5 separate regions of the Homo sapiens genome follow, and all the other regions are linked to region 4. A link is a contact called in ENCODE Hi-C or POLR2A ChIA-PET data. All regions are on one chromosome and are shown on one strand. Each heading gives the region's core, a stretch centred on a gene start or an enhancer-like site at or near the end of the contact. The rest is flanking DNA. Distances are from core to core; before and after follow the strand shown.

Region 1 (2,700 bases), core at 16-2,515, 900 kb before region 4:
CCTCTGCCCATTACCCAGTTCCAAAGTTGCTTCCACATTTTTGGGTATCTTTACAGCAGCTCCCCACTTTCTGCAGCACCAATTTATTGTATTAGTCTGTTCTCACACTGCTAATAAAATACCCAAGACTGGGTAATTTATAAAGAAAAGGAGGTTTAATGGACTCACAGTCCCACATGGCTGGGGAGGCCTCACAATCATGGCAGAAGTTGAATGAGGAGCAAAGTCACGTCTGACATGGCAGCAGGCAAGAGAGCATGTGCAGGGGAACTCCCCTTTGTAAAACCATCAGATCTTATGAGACTTATTCACTATCATGAGAACAGCACGAGAAAACTCACCCCCATGATTCAATTACCTCCCACCTAGTTCCTCTCACAACATGTGGGGATTATGGGAGCTATAATTCAAGATAGAGATTTGCATGGGGACACAGCCGAACCATATCACCACCAGACAATTAACAAAACTTCTTCAAAGGCTTATGGATAATGGAAGGAAAGCTCAGCCTCAAAGGTAATTTCAACTTTTGGCAAAGCAGCTACCTGAAACACACCTACCAGAGCCATTCTCAGTAGCAGGTCCAGCTCCACATGAGAGTCCAGCACATGTCTGCCACCAGAAAGTTTGGGCCCAGCTGTCAAATGGCTTTGAGAGAGAAAAGACTTCTCTGTCCCTCTAGTTTCAGGCTGGCTTCCCAGAGAGGTAGAAACTACTACTGCTGCCTGGCATTCATTCCCCCGCTTTCTTAGTAAAAAGCACCCTGATTTACTTAGGAGGGTAAAGTGCCCAGATAACAGGCTTCATTTCTCAATTCCTCAGCCAGCTGTGGAAGTGTTTGGGGGAATGTCAGAAAAGCTATTTAAAGGGAGAATCAGTGAGGAGGTCTCACTCCAATACACATACACTCACACATGCTATTAATTTTTCCTCTTTCATCTTTCTTCCTTCTAGGCTTCAATGTGGATATGATGGCTGGAGCTCCAGCAGCCATCCTGTGACCCTGAGAACAAGCCATTCATTGAGGCTAATGAAGCAGGAAGAAGGAATCCTGAGTCCTTGGGAAACAAGGATCTACCTGAATAGCTCCGAATGCCTACTTCTAGATGTCCTTTTAGAAAGAGAAGCACACCCTTGTGTATTTCAGCCACTGCTATTTAAGGTTTAACCTAATCATGATATAATTGGTTTTTCTTGGAATGATTCAGTGGTAATTTTTTCTTCCATAAGAAGCAATCCCAACCCCTACCACTAGGGGGTGGCCTTGCCCTGTAGGCCTCAACATGACAATTACATCACTGCATATCAGAGTCCAACATCAGTGCATTCTGTGTAATTCAGTCTCAAATAACAACGTGCATGTGACAGCAGTGGTCCAGTCTGAGCTAAGCTGTGCCAAACTCCATCCAGTTCCTTTAGCATGAGATTTGGATCTCATGCTTTTCTTCTCTTTTCTATATCCAATTCTTCAGCTTGGACCCAAAAAAGCAAGCCCCAGGACCAAAAAAGTATGCAGAGAAGCAGCTCTGACTCTAGCAAACACACAGTTTGTATTTCCAAACAGAACAATGAGCTTCTAGTCTGAACAACATCCCATTTGATGGTAACTTGATACTTTCCTCTTTTTGTTTTTCCAGCAAGAAGCAATGGGTAGGTACTTGCTTTACATTTGTGAAAAGATACCTGGCTGGTGGGTCTGATAAAGAGAGACTCTACCCTGGCAGGATTATTGATATCTCTACCTCCTACAAGATGGAAAATCACTTGCAGCATTTAAGTGACTGTTTTTCCAGTTTATGCTGATCAAAGTTTCAAAAATCTCTAGGCAGAGTTTTAGTCACTAATAATCTGAAGTGAAGGGAATAATTTATCTAATTATTGCTCAGGCTAAAAGCAAGCTGCTGTCTCAAAATGAAAGTACAGTGCTAGTTCTATAAATACCCACTCACAACTAACCAACAAAGGAGTTTGTGGTGTGAGAAGTGGAACTTTTGATAGTTTCAGATTGCATTGCTTTGGTGTCATCTGTGCTCTCCTTGTCTACCTCCATTTACATCGTGATGCTGTATAGTTAAGACTTGGGCAGAGGGAGGAAAGGGGTTCATGGGGAGCTAGTAATCCTGCATTTTTCCTCAATTTTCTTACTAGACTGCCATATTAGATAAGAACAAAAAATGTGCCTATTGAATAGTCTAACCAAAGAACTTAAGAAAGAATCACTTTTTTTCCTCCATTTCGGTAAAGACCGTGCCGAAAGTTTTCATATGTAATAAAACCAGTGATCACCAGTTAATCTCAACCTAAGAGAAAGAACCAAAATGAACCACTCACAAGAATAGAAACAGGCATCCCTTGGGAGTAGGGTTTAACAAATGAAAATACAGGACACTCTGTAATTTGATTTTTCTGCAATATTTGGGACGCGCTTATATGAAAAAATTATTTGATATTTATTCAAAATTCAAATTTAATGGTATGTCCAGGATTTTATCTGGCAACCCTACTTGGGGGTAAAGAATCTGTTCCTTCCTTGTGGGGGATGGGAAGAACAGTACAAAATGAGCAGATTCTGAAATATATCAAGGAAACTGTCACTGGAAAAGTCACTGATTAAAAACAAAACACCCACAAACCACTAGGCCCTGTGCACAGGTTCCTCCAAGAAGCTAAGTCTTCTTGTTTTTTATCTTTTGTATCTTC
Region 2 (2,835 bases), core at 261-2,760, 690 kb after region 4:
GGTCGAGTCACGCCAGGCACTGCCAAGACGCCGAAAAGTTCTCCCGCAGCAGGCCGGAGGTGACCGACGGCGCGCAGGCCCCAGCGAGCGCTGCATGCTGGGATCCGTAGGCCGGGGCGGCGGATGTTTGCGCAGCTTCCTTGAGATGCCACCGCCCGCTGCGCCGCGCAGAAACGGGGAGCGCAGCGCACCCGCGGCCTGCGTCACTCGGTCAGTGCAGTCGTTCTAAAATCGAGGCGGACCCTGCTTTCTTGCCTGGAGTCACTTAGAGATGATGACTAAAGGATAAATTCAGAGTCCTCCAAATGGCGTCCAGTGTCCATTTCATCACGATTTGGAACCTGTAGTAGCCTTATCGCTTAACACTTCCTAATTATTATTATTATTATTTTCTTTTTGAGAAAGGGCATTGCTCTGTCGCCTATGCTGGAGTAATCCAGCGACATAATCCCGGCTCACTGCAGCCTCTATCTCCCGTGTTCAGCGATCCTTCTTCCTCAGCATCCCGAGTAGATGGGACCAAAAGGCACGCATCACCACACCAGGCTATTTTTTCCCCTCTATTTTTTGTTGAGACCCGTTGGGAGGCGCGGGGAGGGGGGTCTCCCTATGTCGCCCAGACTGGTCTCAAACTCCTGGAACTTAAGTTATCGTCCTACCTCGGCCCGTTAAAGTGTTGGGATTACAGGCCTGAGCCACCGGGCCCCAACATTAATTATTCTTCAAGCCTATTCTGGACCGGGCGCGGTGGCTCACGCCTGTAATCCCAGCACTTTGGGAGGCCGAGGCGGGTGGATCATCTGAGGTCAGGAGTTCGAGACCAGCCTGGCCAACATGGTGAAACCACATCTCTACTGAAAATACAAATATTAGCCGGGCGTGGTGGCACGCACCTGTAATCCCAGCTACTCGGGGGCTGAAGCAGCAGAATCGCTTGAACCTGCGAGGCGGAGGTTGCAATGAGCCGAGATCGCGCCACTGCACTCCAGCCTGGGTGACAAGAGCAAGACTCCGTCTCTCACACACACACACACACACACACACACACAAAGACTATTCTGGTCTCTGCCTCCGGGATGGCGGCTCGCTTTGGACCTCTCTTCTGTGCTTCTACTGCCCTCTCTTACAATTCTCTAATAATTATAATCATGGCGAGTGCTTACCATATATTCCAATCTATTTACTTCCACAAGCTCATTAATTCTCACCCTAACCCTCTGAGATGGTTACTATTATTTCCTCTCTGCAGCTGAGGGAATTTTGGGCTAGGGACGTTATGTAAGTTGAGCCACGCTACGCTAAAAGTTCCACACTCAATTCTAGCGTCTCGGCTCTGGACTACCAAGTTCCGGAGCAAGCAGACAGACCACCTCTTTACGTTCCCGTAGGCCACGCTCCGGGGGCGGGGCTCCAGTGAGGATACTGCATCCCATGGTGCCTTGCGCGCCAGCGCAGCCATTGGTCCGGCTACTCTGTCTCTTTTTCAAATTGAGGCGCCGAGTCGTTGCTTAGTTTCTGGGGATTCGGGCGGAGACGAGATTAGTGATTTGGCGGCTCCGACTGGCGCGGGACAAACGCCACGGCCAGAGTACCGGGTAGAGAGCGGGGACGCCGACCTGCGTGCGTCGGTCCTCCAGGCCACGCCAGCGCCCGAGAGGGACCAGGGAGACTCCGGCCCCTGTCGGCCGCCAAGCCCCTCCGCCCCTCACAGCGCCCAGGTCCGCGGCCGGGCCTTGATTTTTTGGCGGGGACCGTCATGGCGTCGCAGCCAAATTCGTCTGCGAAGAAGAAAGAGGAGAAGGGGAAGAACATCCAGGTGGTGGTGAGATGCAGGTAGGGAGAGGGCTGACAGGATTCCGAGCGCTGCGGCTTCGCTGCTGGGCCCCCTACTGCGCGGTCCAGGGAGAGGGATTTTATTTGCATTTCCTGAGGGTCCCAGTTTCTTGGTTCTCCGCGTTCTGTTCAATAAAAATGACACCCGGTTGCTGTGTGTATGTGGTTTTTAGGAGAAAATAACATGTTTGATTTGATCACTGTTCCATACTGAAAAGTGCGTTCTTATGTTTAAACTATAGTCAATAAAGATGTAGGTGTCACTTTTATATGCTACTTCATGTAGTTTGTCAGTTTGGAAGTAAGACTGAATACCTATTTTGCAGATGGTTAAGCACTTACGTTGGTATTATTACCTCTAAAAAGCAATCAATCACTGTTCTCTTTATTCTAGATGCAATATTTTCTGCATCCCTACTAAACAAGTAAACATCTCTGTCTTTAAACATTAAAAATTAATAAAGTGAGTTTATGTTTTTTAAAAGATCAAGACAAGTTAAGCTAGTGTAAATTTCTGATTGTGCTGCAGTTTTCCCTTTCATCTGCGTGTTTGTTCATAGACCAAACTAAACGGATATTTCGAGATAAAGGGATGTGGAGGGGTGTTCGGCCCTCCCCTGACTGGTTTCCAAATAACTTCCCAATTTTAAAATAAGCTAGAAACTGCTGCTTAGTTAGAATTGATTTATTCAACTTTTTAGAGGCTCTCCACAGTTTACTGAGTATGTGTGTTTTGTGTGTCCGTTTTTGTGGCTGTTAACAGTTGCTGTTGCAACTTTTCTGTAAACCCCAAAGTATTCTAAAATTAAAAGGTTATTTTTTAGAAAAACTTGTATCAACAAACTTTCTTAGGCTATTGTTTACTCAGCCCTGGTAACTTGAATTGTGGATATCGAAGGTGATGACTAGGTTTCTAAACAAGGTGTCAGAGAGGAAATTGGGTGGCAATCTTAAGTCTAGCCAGTGACACTTACTAGTTGTTGTACTCTGGGGCTTCTGTTA
Region 3 (2,890 bases), core at 172-2,671, 690 kb before region 4:
ACCCGCCTTCAAGCTCGTTTCCTTCAGGAATACTGATTAACCGCACTTGTGATAGGTCACCAATCACATTTAAGCCCCCTGGACTCCACTGTTATTCTTTTAAAACATATTTAAAATAGTTTCAGACACAAAATAGGAACATACCAAGTCTTTTTTATATATTGTGGTATATATACAGTAATATCCTCCAATGCATATTTTAAACACACTAGAAGTAGTGTGATTTTTCACATACTGTTCTGTTTAGTCTCTGAAATGAAAGATATGAAGCATAAAGAGTAATCCTACTGCCATGAAGTCATTTGACCTCACTTGTTTTCTCTTACTCATTGTGATTGCTGCGACTTATGAAGTTGATCCCAGCTTGGACATTGGCATGTATGATTTTGGAAAATGGTTCTTTAAAGGACTATACGAATGTGGTCATTTAAAGCTGTTTCAGAAAATGTATTGCTCCTGCTGTGATATTAGAAATGGCAATTTTTAAACATGTCAAAGTTTGATTATAAAATGGATAGTTTAAAAAGCTGCCTTGGTCTACTGCTTGATGCATTTTAAATTTGAAATGGATCTTTGAACACTTGTATGGCTGCTGGACTAGCGGTTGTTAAGTTTGTTGGTTTGCCACTTAGAGTCATCTATCACTTTAGTAAGAAGTTAACGCCTATCAGTTGGAGAAAAAGCAAATATTTTGCATTGACAGTCTCCCCTACCCTCTATTATTGTCATTTTCTTAAGCCATCACTGCTCTGGCTTCTAGAATACACATTTTTGAATGAAGGTTTTTGCAGTGAATGGTCTCTTGTAGATCTCAAAGTCCACTAGAAAGAGTACTGGGTTTTTGTTTGTTTTGAACGTTGCAAACAGTAATGCTTCTTTACCACTCACCCTCCCCCCACCCTCAACCTCCACAACGTTCCCGTTTGCTTATAGTTGTCAACGACCATGATCTCTGGACCCACACTACAGTAACAAGTTTGTCAGTCATTTTCAGATAAGGTGCAAATCAAGGGATGGCTTTGTCCCCACTTCGGCGCAGGTGGGACAGACTTGGGGAAGACGCAGCTGAAGAGACAAATTCTCAGGGTGCGTCAGTCTCATCACTGACCGTTGCTTTTAAACCCTCCAGGGAAAATATGCCAGTCATTGTTATGATGTAAACAACCGAAGGGGTGGACGGTGAGGATAAGAAGAACCGAGATAATATTTGGCCAGAGCTACGTGTAGCACAGGGAGCCAGGGCGGCAGCTGCACCTGCGAGCAGCGCAGGCGGCAGGCGCGGCCTCCGGGCGTGGTGGTGGGCGTGGCCGGGCGGCGGGGGCGTGGCCGGGCGGCGGGGCGGGCGGTGCCGCCGGTTGGAAGTGGGTGGAGTTGCCCTTGGAGGCGGCACCGGACCTGGGCCCCGAGGCCCGCCGCGCCCTGTCGGGCCTGAGCCGAGTGGCCCCACAGAGCCGGCGCGCTCCCGCCTGCAGGGGGAGAGCAGACGGGGCGCGGGGACCGGCCAGGCCGCGGCGGGTGCTGTTTCTGTTTCACTTTCCTTCACTCTGAGGCCGGCGCGCTGGCGGGCGAGGAGCGGCGGCGGTGGCGGCCGCTGGGTAGGTACCGGGCGGGCTGGGGAGCTGCAGGGACGCCAGACTCCTCACCCAAGTTTGCGCCTCAGGCGAGAGCGACACCTCCAGACACCTGCCCTGGCCGGCCCAGCCTGGAGCCGGGAGGGCCCTTCGGGTGCAGGGGGCTACCGACCCGGGCGGGGGCTTCGGAGCTGTGCCTACCTCGGCGGGGAGAGCGGCCGGCTGCGGACGCCGGCCCCGGGAAAGGCTGCTCGCTCTCCCCGGCCTGAGCAGCGCGCCCGCGGGGCCTGGGCCCGCGCACCTGCCGGGCGGGCGCGGCTGTGCTGGGACCCCACAGGGCTGTACCGCTGGGTCCTGCCGGAGAACGCAGAAAAGTTCCCCCTTGCCCCCGCCCCGTCATTGCAAGTTCTTGCTTCCCTTAACTGTCTTGGTCACAGGGCTCTGTGCCTTAGGATCTTAGTACCACCCCAGGTCGGGACCGTGCATTTCCTCTTCCAGAGGACTTTCTCTTACTTTGGAGTTTCATGGCAAACCTGTGGGAAAGGCAAGGCAGTTAATCCCAACTTATAGAGGAGGAAGCCGAGACCCAGGCTCAGATATGAAACGGTTTGCTGAAGGTCATACAGGGGTAAGGGCCAGAACCCTGATTCCCTGTCTTTTAATTATGCTTGCTTTCTGTTACACGCACGAATACGGTTTCCCAAGAGGATAGGATGATTACACGTAGAGCCTATTCCCTGCACATTCGCAGTGGGTATGTGTTGATGGAATGCCTTTTACCTTTCCGGTTGCTTTATATTTACCAATGAGTTAACAGCTAAGATGGGGGAAAGTTCCTGTTTATAGAATGCACTTAGGAAAATCAACACCTTTCATGTTGTGTTTTCTGAGAGGATACATATTTTACAGTTAAAAAAAAAAAAAAACCTGAGACAGGAAAGTAGCATTATCCAGGTTATATATCTACTAAATATGACCAGTTTCTATTGAAGAGTTTTTGGTCTAACAAAGAAGGTAAAGAATGAACGTAACTATAAATCAAAATAAAAGGCAAATGTAATAGGAAAGAAGTAAGCATTAAAAACTAGGGAAAGATTGCACTGAGAATAGCATTGGAGAAGGGCTTGAAGGATAGGTGGCATGCAGACAGAGGAGAGAAAGGGCGTGTTGGATAGAGTGCTTAGAACCTGCAGAGGAGACGGTGGGAGAGGAGTGATCCCTTCAGGTTGAAGAAAGTTGTTGAAGGGTATATTAAGGTTAACCTGTAGAAGGTCTTATGTGACAGAATGGGAAACATTTTTCTGTTTGTAAAGAGAAGA
Region 4 (2,700 bases), core at 67-2,566:
CCAGCAATTCAAGATGTGTTTAAGAACTTAATTCAAGGTGTACTTGGAAGTAGATCAAATGCAGGTAGAATTTCCATTGCCTTGCCACTTCTTTAAATCTAACCATACAGTTTTTATTGAGCACCTAACATACACACACAGTCTCTCATTACATCACACTAAAAATGAAATATATTAATAATTAGTTACATGAAACAGAGAGATACAACTTCCATAATGGTCAAAATGACTCTGAGATACATACTTACATTTTAGCTGTTTAAAAAAAAAAATCAGATATAAAGAGAATCACTGTTTACTGGAGCACTCAACATCTATAATTCCTTCTAAATGCAGAAGGTTAATGGGAAAGTTCCAGAACATTAGTCACCATTTCGTTAAAAAGTAGCACTTCTAGTGGCACACCCCTGTAGTCCTGGCTACTCCGGAGGCTGAGGCAGAGGATCACTTGAGACTGGAATGTCGAGGCCGCAGTGAGCCATAATTGCACCACTGCTCCAGTCTGGATGACACAAGACCCTGTCTCAAAAATAAAAATAAAGTAGCACTTCTAAGCCAAGTGCAGCTGTGCATGCTTGTAGTCCCAGCTACTCCTACTCCTAGCTATTCTGGAGGCTAAGATGTGAGGATCCCTTGAGGCCAGGAGTTGGAGACTGCAGTGCCTATTATTACACCTGTGACTAGCCACCGCACTCCAGCCTGGGCAAGCCAGACCCTGTCAGGGAAAAAAAAAAAAAAAGGTAGCTCTTCTAAAAGAATGGAAAGGAAATCATTCTGCAAAACTTTCCTTGGAGCCAGTTTTGACCTGTGAGGCTTCTGTCCCTATAGAGGTTATCTATGACACCCACCACGCCGCATCCAAGTTTATACCAATTCAGAAACGGAAAAAAAGTCTGCAGTCTTGTTAGCTGATTAAGTGAGAAGACATTGATTCAACCTGGCTCAGGTTGGCAATTGCTCATGGCTGCATTTAATAGAAATGTTAAACAATAAACATTGCATCCCCCTCCCCACATGGGACTCACATCACTTTAGTCACTCTATCTCCCCCTTATTCTCAGCCTCCCTCTGCATCGATTTCTCTCCCCAGTCTCCAGTTTTTGCACATTTAAAGTACGCCTATTTCTGTTTCCATTATTTTTCCTGCTCTTAATCAGGACTGAGACTTTTCAAAATTTTTAACTTCTCTGCTATCCCAGAGATTCTCCATACCCCTTACACTCTCATCCCAAGCATCTCACCCTTACCCTTGCCCCCACCCCCATTCGAGAACCTGGACTTCTCCCCAATCTCTATCACAGTACCCCCCGGTCTAAGACGCCCTTAGCTTTCCCTTCCCCACGCCTCCCCCATCAACCCTCCCTAAGCCGGCAGGCAGTCTCAGCCGTTCCAGAAATTGACAAAGAAGTTGCAGAGGGAGTGCCACTTCTCAGCGCAGTAGGTCTCCGTGAGCTCCGCGTTCCCGTCCAGCCCGTCGGGGTCGGGCCCGGTCCCCATGGGTCGCTCCTCGTTGGGGACCAAGGCCGCCTTCCTCTTGCCCTCGTTGGTCTTCCTCTCTGAGGGGTTTTCTTTGGGCGGTGCGCTTTGGGGAGGCGGGGTCCCAGCGGCTGGGCCGGACGCACGCTCCCGGGTCCGCCCCCGGTTCCGGGCCCGGGGCTTGGACTCCCCCGCGAATCCCGCGACGGTGGGGCGTGCGGGCGGGGACGCGCGGGGCACTAGCCGCAGCTCGGCGCCGTGGCCCTTCTTGCCCGCGCACAAGCGGGCCTGGAGCGGCGCGGGGTCGTGACAGGGCCTCCGCTTCTTGCGCAGCCCTCCCAGCACCTGCTTCCAGAAGTGCGCGCGGCGAGCGGCGTAGGCTGCGCAGCGCTCCGGATGCCCGCGGTAGGCGCACTGGTGGCGCGCCCCGTCCGGGCTCTGGCAGCGCAGCGCCAGCTCGCTGCCCGCTGCGGCCTCCGGGGCGGGCAGCAGGAGCTGCCAGCTGCACGCGTGCTGCTCGGGGCTGAGGAAGCGACCCGAGGAGCCGCCAGTGGGCCCGGGGACCGGCTCCGCCACGTTGCTAGCCGCCCCTTTCTCCCTCCGAGCAGCCGCGAGGAGGCAACCACTCAGCAGCAGCAGCAGCGACGGCGACAGCGACGCTCGCAGCTTCGGAGGAGTCATGCTCCGCGGTTTCCGCGCTCCGCTGTTCTCAGACCACGTTTGTCGGGGCTGGACCAGGCAAAGAGCATTCCCCAGGACCTGCGGACAGAGGCAGAGACTGCCACCAACTGAGCCACACGCAGCGCTTCGCCCAGACACATGCACCTGCGAACTACTCTTCCGCAGACTTTCTAGAATCTGCAGCCTGCGAGGAGACCCTCTGAGGAGCTTTCCTGGGGAAACTGCTTACTGTCTAAATAATCACTTTCGAACCATGTATGCATTGAGATTTTCTTCCCCTTGCAAATACGATAGCAAAACGATGCGTGATAATTGCCCCCTCTACCCCTTCCTTCATTTTCTCCCTTCTCCAACCTGCAATAAACTATCTACAAAATCATTTCAGATGATTCCTTGGAAACATGCACTTTACTACACTTTGAACTTACCGAGTTCTGGGAGAGGCGCCAAAGCCTTATTAGGGTAGAGGGAACGACTGCACGGGGGAGTAGTCTGTTTTAGCCGGCTCCCTGTGAATGAACGTGGTATCAATGGAACAGAAGA
Region 5 (2,770 bases), core at 216-2,715, 670 kb after region 4:
GGGAAAATCCCAACTAAAATTCAAGACCCAGGCCAGCATTACCCTACTGTTATAATACAGGACTTGTGTCCTTCTAATTACCCCAAGGAAATTCTATAAAGCTTCAACCAGACTAATCGGCTCACTGCTCCCCCAACACAAACTGCCCGCATATCTAGGCTGGATTACGCCCACGCCAGCCCTCACTCCAACCTTTCTGCCATTCCTTCCAAAGCCAGCCTACCCCCCCATCTCTGGCCCCACACACTACCCATACTACCCATCTTCTGACCCTCATCAACACACCCTTGTAGCTATCTCAATTCCCGTGGCATCCCAATCCGCTCCAATCAAGTCAAAGTTCCTTGGAAGGCAGACACATACTTTACATAGAGGGTCCAGCACAGTGCCCTGCACTTAGTAGGTGCTGGCTATTACTGATTAAAACCAGCAGGGGTTCAAATAACGTTTCTAGGGAGGGCAAGATAATACTGCCTATCTTCTTCCATTCGTAGTAAAAAGTATTCAGCGTTCACTACAAGCCTGAAAACGCCTAGCGTACGCAGATCAACGGTGCAGTGGAGAGGGCACGCCGCCGGATGGCAAAAAACCTGTGTCCTAATCCTGGTTTTGCCACAATCTCGGCAGTTGCTGGGAAATCAAGCCATCTCTCGGAGCTCCGGTTGTCTCCGACGTAAAACAAGGGAGCTGCTGTAGAGGATCCCGAGGTATCTTTTGGCTCCTAAATGTCCCCCGATAGGAAACCCCACACTCGTCTTCCAAGGCGGGAGGCAGGCAAACTTTTTTCCCAGCGCGGGCATTCCACACGGTCCTGGAAACTCAGTGCCCGGAGAAAAGGGCAGGGCTGAGGGCAAGGTGAGAAGCGGTCCCCCCGAAGTCGCCGGATTCCTTTACCCCACGGCTCGAGTCCGCCTCAGGTTCCCGGCCCCCTCACAGGCGGACTCCGGGAGAGTGACGCGGCGCGGCTCCCAGGTGCAGGCCGGGTGACTCTGTCCGCCCCTGCGCCCCCCGCACTAGTGGCACACGCCCCGTGGCCCCGGGTAGCGGCCCCGGCCCCTCACCAGCCCAAGGGACGTCCCCGACTCTGGACCAGGCCTCTGGCTCCCGCCTGGCGAGCCGCTCTTCCGGGCCCTGGGGCGGCCTCAGCGCGGCAGTACGGGCCCCAGGCCGGCGGGACGGGCGGCGTGAGGGGCAGCGGTGGCGGCTTTAAGTGCTGAATCACCACTTTGCAACCCGAGCGCCAAACCGCTGTGACCCACGGGGCCCGAGGGCCCGGGCGCTCCATTCCGCTTACCCACACAGGCGCTCCGGAGGCGGCAGGCGGGCGCCGAGGACTGAGCGGAAGGTGCTGGGCAGTGCGGGGTGCAGAAGCCACGCTAGCCGGTACCGCATTAGCCAGCGCAGTCGCCGGGATCACCGCAAACGCTTCCTGCTTGCGCTTCGAGCCGGCCCTGCGCACTGCGCATGCTCTAGCCGCGGCGCCGCGCGGTCTCCCGGGAGCTGCGGAGAGGTAGCTGCTCCGGGTTTTGCCTGGAGCCGGATGGGGCCAGGACGCAGGCGAGGACGGTGAAGACCGCGGACAGCCGAGGCCTGAGCAGGCGGACTGGAGGGACAGGGGTTTGGCCGGGGCGCTTTAGGAGCCAGCACCCAGACTTTCCCAGGCGGGGAGGGTCCCAGCTAGATCCCACCGGCCGCACTTGTGAGGGTGGCGACGTGTGTCTGACTGTGAGGGGGCGAGGGGCCGCTCATAAATCCAGTGAGGGCACACGGGGCTATGTTTTCTGAGGCACCCCCACTGACTAGCGTGCCGGACCCTGCAGGTGTTGGAACAAGGTTCGTGGTCGCGGCGGCCTCACGTAAAATGAATCCGCGGCCGGCGCGCGGCCCGCGGGCTCCCTCTAGAGCGCGGTGGGGACGTGGACCGCGAAGGCACAGATGCGCTGGAGACAAGGCTCGAGTGCGGCGTGGGGGAAATTCAGACGCAGGGGTCAGCGATAGAGAGGCCAGGACCCAGGGGGACGTTTCCATCCTTGGGGAAGTTAGCAGCTCTCTTAAGAGGAAGGTGCGGATGGGACGGGCGCCGCAGCAAAACAAGGCTTCAAATCCAGAGTAGAAACTACTACTCTTGTTAGTACTCCGTACTAGGAATACTACTAATGTCAGTCGGCTTCAGTGGTTACTTTTTAAACAAAGAATTTTCTCCCCAGTGGCTTTATGGGGCTTTGCACCCACGAACAACTTAATAGTTGTTATGAATCTAACTTTCCATAATACCTTATGGGAGTCTTTAAGGAAGAATGCTATTAGGGATGGTGACTTGCCAGCTTAAGTACTTTTAGGTTTCTGATTGACAGACGATCAAGACTGCAGCCAAAAACGGTGTCCTTAGTCCAAGTATTGCTTTAAATGGGAATTCAGTAGGAGGGTTCCTTAATCAAGTTGATGCTTTATCGAAGACGTACCCACGATCTTTTTAACAGTGCGGTTTCACCTAAAGGCAAACCTTTGGATGAAAACAGGTAAAAATTATGGCAAGCCTCCTAGTGGTGTTTGCAAGTGCATGGTTTTAAGAACCTTTAAATTACCAGTCCCAATGCAGAGTAGTCAATCACCTTGAAGCAGCTCCTCTGAGAGTGTTAATGCAGCCTTTCTGAATACATTTATGCTCCATTAATGGAATCTATAAATGGGCTGGGGTAGATTCAGACTTGGAGGGCTTGAAACATATACAATTTGGGGGACCTCTTTGAGACATAAAATACAAATTATA

The links. Hi-C counts contacts between places; a loop is a spot of excess contacts on that map. ChIA-PET counts read pairs that join two places held with the same protein, here RNA polymerase II (POLR2A). Pooled maps may share reads with other maps.
Region 1: a map of CD8-positive, alpha-beta T cell shows a loop between it and region 4 (6-fold over the local background). The contact joins the enhancer-like site here to the promoter of FGFBP3-AS1 in region 4. A Hi-C loop is called at or near these places in 7 of 168 maps with a recorded cell type or tissue (CD4-positive, alpha-beta T cell, CD4-positive, alpha-beta memory T cell, CD8-positive, alpha-beta T cell and 3 more), 6 of 37 single-sample maps with no recorded cell type and 14 of 50 pooled maps.
Region 2: a loop to region 4 is called in a map of CD4-positive, alpha-beta memory T cell, with 6 times the contacts of the local background. The contact joins the promoter of KIF11 here to the promoter of FGFBP3-AS1 in region 4. A Hi-C loop is called at or near these places in 3 of 168 maps with a recorded cell type or tissue (CD4-positive, alpha-beta memory T cell, CD8-positive, alpha-beta T cell and naive thymus-derived CD4-positive, alpha-beta T cell) and 9 of 50 pooled maps. POLR2A ChIA-PET finds 5 or more read pairs at or near these places in 2 of 52 experiments (CD4-positive, alpha-beta T cell and HEK293).
Region 3: a map of naive thymus-derived CD4-positive, alpha-beta T cell shows a loop between it and region 4 (7-fold over the local background). The contact joins the promoter of PCGF5 here to the promoter of FGFBP3-AS1 in region 4. A Hi-C loop is called at or near these places in 1 of 168 maps with a recorded cell type or tissue (naive thymus-derived CD4-positive, alpha-beta T cell) and 8 of 50 pooled maps. POLR2A ChIA-PET finds 5 or more read pairs at or near these places in 1 of 52 experiments (K562).
Region 5: a map of CD8-positive, alpha-beta T cell shows a loop between it and region 4 (6-fold over the local background). The contact joins the promoter of IDE here to the promoter of FGFBP3-AS1 in region 4. A Hi-C loop is called at or near these places in 1 of 168 maps with a recorded cell type or tissue (CD8-positive, alpha-beta T cell) and 6 of 50 pooled maps. POLR2A ChIA-PET finds 5 or more read pairs at or near these places in 1 of 52 experiments (HEK293).

Annotation. Positions count from the first base shown.
Region 1 is chr10:91,005,191-91,007,890 of GRCh38, forward strand. All of the region lies in intron 1 of LOC124902479 (a long non-coding RNA gene), which reads right to left. Among named protein-coding and RNA genes, the nearest start is that of LINC00502, 39 kb to the right of the region's middle. Within about 2 kb of position 1,266, at least 8 of the 41 ENCODE cell types and tissues checked have a DNase peak (open chromatin) inside an H3K27ac peak, as active enhancers do; they include CD8-positive, alpha-beta T cell, where a contact is called at or near this core.
Region 2 is chr10:92,591,620-92,594,454 of GRCh38, forward strand. KIF11 (kinesin family member 11) reads left to right here and starts at 1,511. Exons shown (of 22, transcript NM_004523.4): 1 at 1,511-1,833. The coding sequence starts at 1,757. RefSeq lists enhancers at 226-315, 1,126-1,315, 1,346-1,395, 1,497-2,248 and silencers at 1,716-1,765, 1,846-1,915.
Region 3 is chr10:91,219,242-91,222,131 of GRCh38, forward strand. PCGF5 (polycomb group ring finger 5) reads left to right here and starts at 1,422. Exons shown (of 10, transcript NM_032373.5): 1 at 1,422-1,595. RefSeq lists an enhancer at 962-1,031 and silencers at 1,222-1,531, 1,602-2,061, 1,751-2,045.
Region 4 is chr10:91,906,813-91,909,512 of GRCh38, forward strand. FGFBP3-AS1 (FGFBP3 antisense RNA 1) reads left to right here and starts at 1,317. Exons shown (of 2, transcript NR_199602.1): 1 at 1,317-1,437; 2 at 2,085-2,536. FGFBP3 (fibroblast growth factor binding protein 3) reads right to left here and starts at 2,674. Exons shown (of 2, transcript NM_152429.5): 1 at 2,586-2,674; 2 at 1-2,235. The coding sequence starts at 2,157. The coding sequence ends at 1,381. RefSeq lists a silencer at 1,547-2,116 and an enhancer at 2,020-2,314.
Region 5 is chr10:92,572,628-92,575,397 of GRCh38, forward strand. It overlaps IDE (insulin degrading enzyme), which reads right to left and starts at 1,466. Exons shown (of 25, transcript NM_004969.4): 1 at 1,295-1,466. The coding sequence starts at 1,392. RefSeq lists a silencer at 866-1,315 and enhancers at 1,816-1,875, 1,886-2,125.